Linked DNA regions of Homo sapiens: region 2 is linked to region 1. Evidence: read pairs that join two places in POLR2A ChIA-PET (ENCODE). Cell type or tissue: HepG2. All regions are shown on one strand. Links, peaks and the distances in the headings refer to the core of each region. The heading gives the core; the rest is flanking DNA.

Evidence for each region. ChIA-PET counts read pairs that join two places held together with the same protein. Peaks named below come from ENCODE experiments on the same cell type or tissue, not always from the same donor. Only the 100,000 strongest peaks of a DNase experiment are listed, where the experiment ranks them.
Region 2: POLR2A ChIA-PET joins it to region 1 with 5 read pairs; 2 of 35 experiments call an interaction of 5 or more read pairs at or near these places.

What each region holds. Positions count from the first base shown.
Region 1 is chr1:99,753,799-99,756,613 of GRCh38, reverse strand. The region is part of intron 1 of FRRS1 (ferric chelate reductase 1); the gene reads left to right. Among named protein-coding and RNA genes, the nearest start is that of FRRS1, 11 kb to the left of the region's middle. In HepG2, for the core only: no CTCF peak of the experiment used is centred there; a DNase peak (open chromatin) is centred at 1,713.
Region 2 is chr1:100,353,820-100,356,634 of GRCh38, reverse strand. It overlaps CDC14A (cell division cycle 14A), which reads right to left. Exons shown (of 16, transcript NM_003672.4): 2 at 2,783-2,815. Among named protein-coding and RNA genes, the nearest start is that of CDC14A, 2.7 kb to the right of the region's middle. In HepG2, for the core only: no CTCF peak of the experiment used is centred there; DNase peaks (open chromatin) are centred at 1,524 and 2,484; H3K4me3 peaks cover 65 bases.

The DNA of each region.
Region 1 (2,815 bases), core at 212-2,711:
TCTAAATATTTTTGATTGAATTCTAGTTTTGTCTGAATTTTTACTTTGTAATAAATATATTCTCTTTATTAACATCACTTGCTTCTGTGGCCCACAATCAAATAATAATTACATTTTCATTTAAGTACAAGAATTTTGTATTTACATAATGAAGAATATACTTGCTTTGAGGTTTTATCTTTATGTGAGATATATGTAGAACATGGTGTTAGCAGTCATCATACCCTTTTACTAAGCACTTGTCTTTCAGGTAAGAAAGAAAACTGTACAAATCTCATCAGGTTTGGGAATATTTTAGTTACAGAATCAGGATAACTGCTCTTTTGGTTTTTTAAAATAGTAAATCTCTCTGTCTTGGGTGGACAAAATAAATCTTTTTTGTTTTATCGTCTATTTTGTATAGACAACAGAATGGGAATATTAATTTAAGAAAATCATGCATAATTGATAGGAGTCCTTTCTGTGCTTAAAGGGTGATTTCATAATGTAATAGCTTATTGTTGACAGTCGATAATTTTAACTTAAATGTTTCCATGACTAACTCCTATTCTGTCATAATTATGTGATCTGTTAATATAGGTTGGCTAATGAATTTATGTATTAGTTTGAAAAAAAGTTGTACCTTAAAACATTAACTAGAAAACCATAATTAGCTATTATAATGAAAATTGAACTTTACCTTGAACAGTCAGCATTTGACAGAGGACAAAGAAGTTGCCATTGTACAGGTTCCTCTCTGACCTTGTTATATTTTCCTAATCGATGATGGGTGGTGGTGTCTTAGTCACTTCCCTTTCTTGTCTTATACTTCTTGCTCAAATAATTCCCAATATGCTTTTCCACTTTGCTTTTCTAAAATCGTAAAATTTTAGAATTGAAGGTGGCCTTGAATGTCTTCTGGTTCACTTGGTGTATTTTGCAACTGATGAAACAGATTTAGTGACTTGGTTGATGCTGTTCAGCTGTTTAGTGCACAGCAGAGACTGGATATCAAGTTTTGTTTCCATTTTCACTGACAGAAAGTTAGTGCCAAATAAATATTTGTTAAACTGAAGTAACTATTTTCACTATACCATTCTTTAGGTAAGTGGCACATGACTACATTTAATCTTCTTAATAATGGCGAAGTCGATTAAATAGTGATCTTCCTTCCCTTCCTTCCCTCTCTCCGTCTGTCCCTCCCTCCCTTTCTCTCTCTCCCCCTCCGACCCCAGGCTGGAGTGCAGTGTCACAATCATAGCTCACTGCAGCTTTGACCTCTTGGATTCAAGGAGCCCATCTTCCACCTCGGCCTCTTGAGTAGCTGAGACTACAGGCATGCCACTGTGCCTGGCTAATTTTTTTTTTTTTAAATTTTTGGAGAGACAGGGTCTCACTTGTTGCCCAGGCTGGTCTTGAACTCCTGGCTTCAAGTAATTCTCCGGCTTTAGTCTCCCAAAGTGTTGGGATTATAGGTGTGAACTACTGCACTTGGCTGCAGTTATTTCCTTAAATATTCTGTTTCCTATAATAATCAACCATATTATTATTATTATTATTTTCTCCATGGAGAAATCTTAAGCTCCTTTTATGTTGTAGATATTTTTCAGAAGCTCTTGGTTGGTTCATTTGTTTCTTTCACTCCTCCTTAAATGAAAAGAATTCTCCCCAGCTTTCATGTTTGATAAATAGTGGGGTATATGGTACTGTTGGACCCTATGCTGTTTACTCAGTAGCTCCTGGCATTAGGTGCAGGGCTGGTTAAAGTGTATATTTCCCAGCACAATATCTGGCGTTTAACAGGAATTCCTGTAGTTTAATTTAGTGAGGGATTTGTTTACGTAACTATATATGTGTTTAATGCTGTAAATTTCCCGTTAAGCACTGCTTTTGCGGCATCCCACGAATTTATTCTCTTAAATTTATTAAGTTGTATCTTATGGCCCAGAATGTAGTCTATCTTGGTGAACATTCCATGTGAGCTTGAGAGGAACGTGTATTCTGTTGTTGGATGAAATAGTCTATGGATATCCATTATATCCAGTTGACTGATGTTGTTGAATTCACCCATGTCCTTAATGATTTTCTGCCTTCTGGATCTGTGCATTTCTCTCTCTCTCTCTCTCTTTCTCTCTCTCTCTCTCTCTTTGAGACAAGGTCTCACTCTCTGTTGCTCAGGCAGGAGTGCAGGGGTGTGGTGTGACCATAGCTAATTGCAACCTTGAACTCCTGTGTTCAAGTCATCCTCCCTCCTAAGCCTCTTGAGTAGCTGAGACTACTTGTGTAGTCCACTGCACCCAACTATTTATTTACTTACTTATTTTTTGTTTGTTTTTACAGACAGTCTCATTATGTTGCCTAGGCTGGTCTCGAATTCCTGGCCTCATGTGATCTTCCCGCCTTGGCCTAACAAAGTGCTGGGATTATAGGCATGAGCCATGGTACCCAGCCTGGATCTGTCCATTTCTGATAGTGGATTCATCTATTTCTCCATTTAGTTCTAATAGTTTTTGCCTCACTTATTTTGATGCTCTATTGCATTGTTATGTCTTCTTGGAGAATTAACCCTTTTATTATTAGGTAAAGCTCTCTTTATCTCTGATAACTTTCCTTGGTTTGAAGTCTACTGTCTGAAATTAACGTAGCTACTCCTGCTTTCTTTAAATTAGTGTTAATGTAGTATATCTTTCTCTATGCATTTACTTTTAATCTATATGTGTCTTTATATTTAAAGTGGGTGTCCTGTAGAAAACACATAATAGGGTCTGTTTCCTGATCCACTTTGACAATCTGTCTTTTAATTGCTACATTTAGACAACTGACATTTAAAGTGATT
Region 2 (2,815 bases), core at 14-2,513, 600 kb before region 1:
ATCCACCTGCCTCGGCCTCCCAAAGTGCTGTGATTACAGGCGTGAGCCACTATGCCTGGTCCCCCCTGAATTTTTTTAAGTGGGCTCTTATCTCCTTAACAACCCCTCTTAAATGATGCTACTGTATTAATTTTTTGAGAAGGATATATGTCCTCTGCAACTAGATGACTTGGTTTCAAACTCCAGCTCTGCTACTTTTACTTCTGTGACCTTGGGCAAGTGACCCAGCTTCTCTATGCCTTTTTGTACAATAAGGATAATAGTGCCTGTCTCACAGAATTGTTGTGAAAACACAATGAATTAATAGTTATAGAGCACCTAGAACAGCATCTGGCACACATTTAAATGCTCAATAAATGTTTCCCATTGTTTGTAATTAGCACAAATCAAGTCATACCATGGCTGCCCCAAATCCCTCAAGAGTCCCATGGTGTACCAAAGAAACTGCAGGTTTCTCACCCTGACATTCATTCTGTCCCCAGCCAACATCTCAATTTCACATTCTCCATCCCCTACATGTTCCCTGAATACACACCAGGCAAACTGGAGGACTTACTGTTCCCTGAACACACGTCCCAAGCCTCTCCCCTCCTCACACTTGCTGTTTTCCAAGATCCCTCCTCTCATGTCTCTGCCTGATAAGACCTTGTCCATCCTTCAAGCCAATCTTAACTCTTCCACGAAGCCTTTGCTGAACGCTTCCACCAGATGTGCCCCTACCTGCCTGTGAATGCCTCTCCTAGCATAGAGGTTGTATTTCTCTTTGGGCAGGTATCTTTCCTATACCTCAAACTGCAGTTCTGTTATTTTCCCTACAGGCTTGGAGCTCTTTGAAGGTAACATATGCATTCAACATTGTTTTATTCTCTGCATCACCTAGCACCATGTAATATGTTGGGGTAACAAAAAAGATGGAGTTGGAGGTGTCAGAGCCACAGCCATTACTGTGGCACAGTAGGGTAAGTTCAAACTAAGAAAAGTACACACTCTGCCCAGGCTGAAGTCCTCATCGTATTTCAAATGTCAATCCCAACTCACAATATAAATTGGATGGATTCTCCAGCAAGTCTTTCCTTATAAGATACCAGAAAAACAGTAGACTATAAGAGGAATATGATTTGTAGGCCTATCCCAAAATACCAACATGAAAATCACATTAAAAATTTCCCTCATCTATCAATATTAAAATCAAAAAGCCATCATGCACAGTGTTTAGTTTGGCTTAATTTTCTGCTAGATCTACCACCTAGCAATCCCAAGAGAAGTGACTCAGATCTCCATGGCTAGAGCTCATTCAATGACATATTAACAACCACTGTACTGTAGAATTGAACATAATGATATATACACCATCCCCACTCTCAGACTCATGAGAGACCCCCAAAACCTAAAATCACAAAAACAGAGGCACAACAATGCACATTCCCAACAACAGAGTGAACACTCAATAAACACTGCTGGCAGTGACATCATCCAGGTACACAGCCGCACATAACTCCATCCTGTCTAGAAGCAGAGCTGTAATCTGACACCAGGGACTCAGACCTCTTTGCCTCAGCAACTCTGGGCATTCATGAGCAGCAGCAAAGGGCTCTTTCATTCCCACTCTTACTTTAGCCATTCAAGAAGCATTCTCCTCCCAGCACCACTAAGAGAAATGTCGCAGACCTCAGTTTCAAGAACCTCTATGATGAAGTGACAAAGATTGTTTTCCCCCAAATAAAAGATATGCTCTTGAAGGTCCAGAACACTTACTCTTCGAAGACCTGGTAGTACCCACAAATCCTTAGGCAGAACTGCCAATAACCTTTCTAACAAGACAAGTCCAAGGAAGCTAATTATGATTAATTTAACTATGTTCATTTATCTGCACATTTGGTAAAGATAACAAGTAATTTAAACGTTTAAAATAGAATATATTAGACTCCTCTGAAACACCAGCTCTTTTCATAAAAGTACATAACCAAGTCAATTCAGCCTTCTTATTTCTTATTATCTGATACTTTTACTGAATAAAGATTTATCTCTCTTCAATTAATGTTTTACTATGCCTGAAGTATTAAGATATCTTTTTCCTGTAGATCAGTGGTCTTTCACAGAAAACAGTTCCCTACTTTTATTTTACACTCTCAAATCCTAATCCCACAGAAGCAAAGTAATCAAAGAAAATAAATCAGCACTGCTATATCATTTCCTTAGAAGCAAAGAAAATAATATCAAAAAGTTTGGGGTACCCAAATAAAAGAATCAATAATATGTCAGATAAAATGTTAGTCATAAATGTGACTCTGATACAGCTCCCCGCAGTTAATGTGTCCCACTTTCTGAAAAAGAGCTGCACAAACAAAAACATCCTGAGATAGAACAGAAGTCTTGTAAACTATAAAGCTCAAGCACCTGTAATACATGCACTGCCCTGTACCCTATGGCCACTCCATAAATACTTAGTGACTGATTCACAGGCCAATTACTGAGTCTGGCAATGACAGTGTGTCTCCCTGGTCCTACTCTGGGGAATGTTAGGAATCTCCAGTTGCTGTTTGTTGTGGTGGTAGGAAGAACTAAAACAGATAGATGTCTAAAAGAACTGAAGTGTTGAAAGGTTCAAATTCTGTCAATTTTCTCTGAACTTCTCCCCAGGCACCTGAGTCTTAAAAAATTGATATTGTTACTCGTATCATTGGGGGGGAAATGAATAAAACTGCCATAAAAGTGCATAGTGTTTCCTCGTCAAAGAACAAGCTGAATGGCCAAGAGAAAAAAAAACAAAACATAAACTTACTTTTCATAGACCAGCTCCTCATCGATGGAGAAA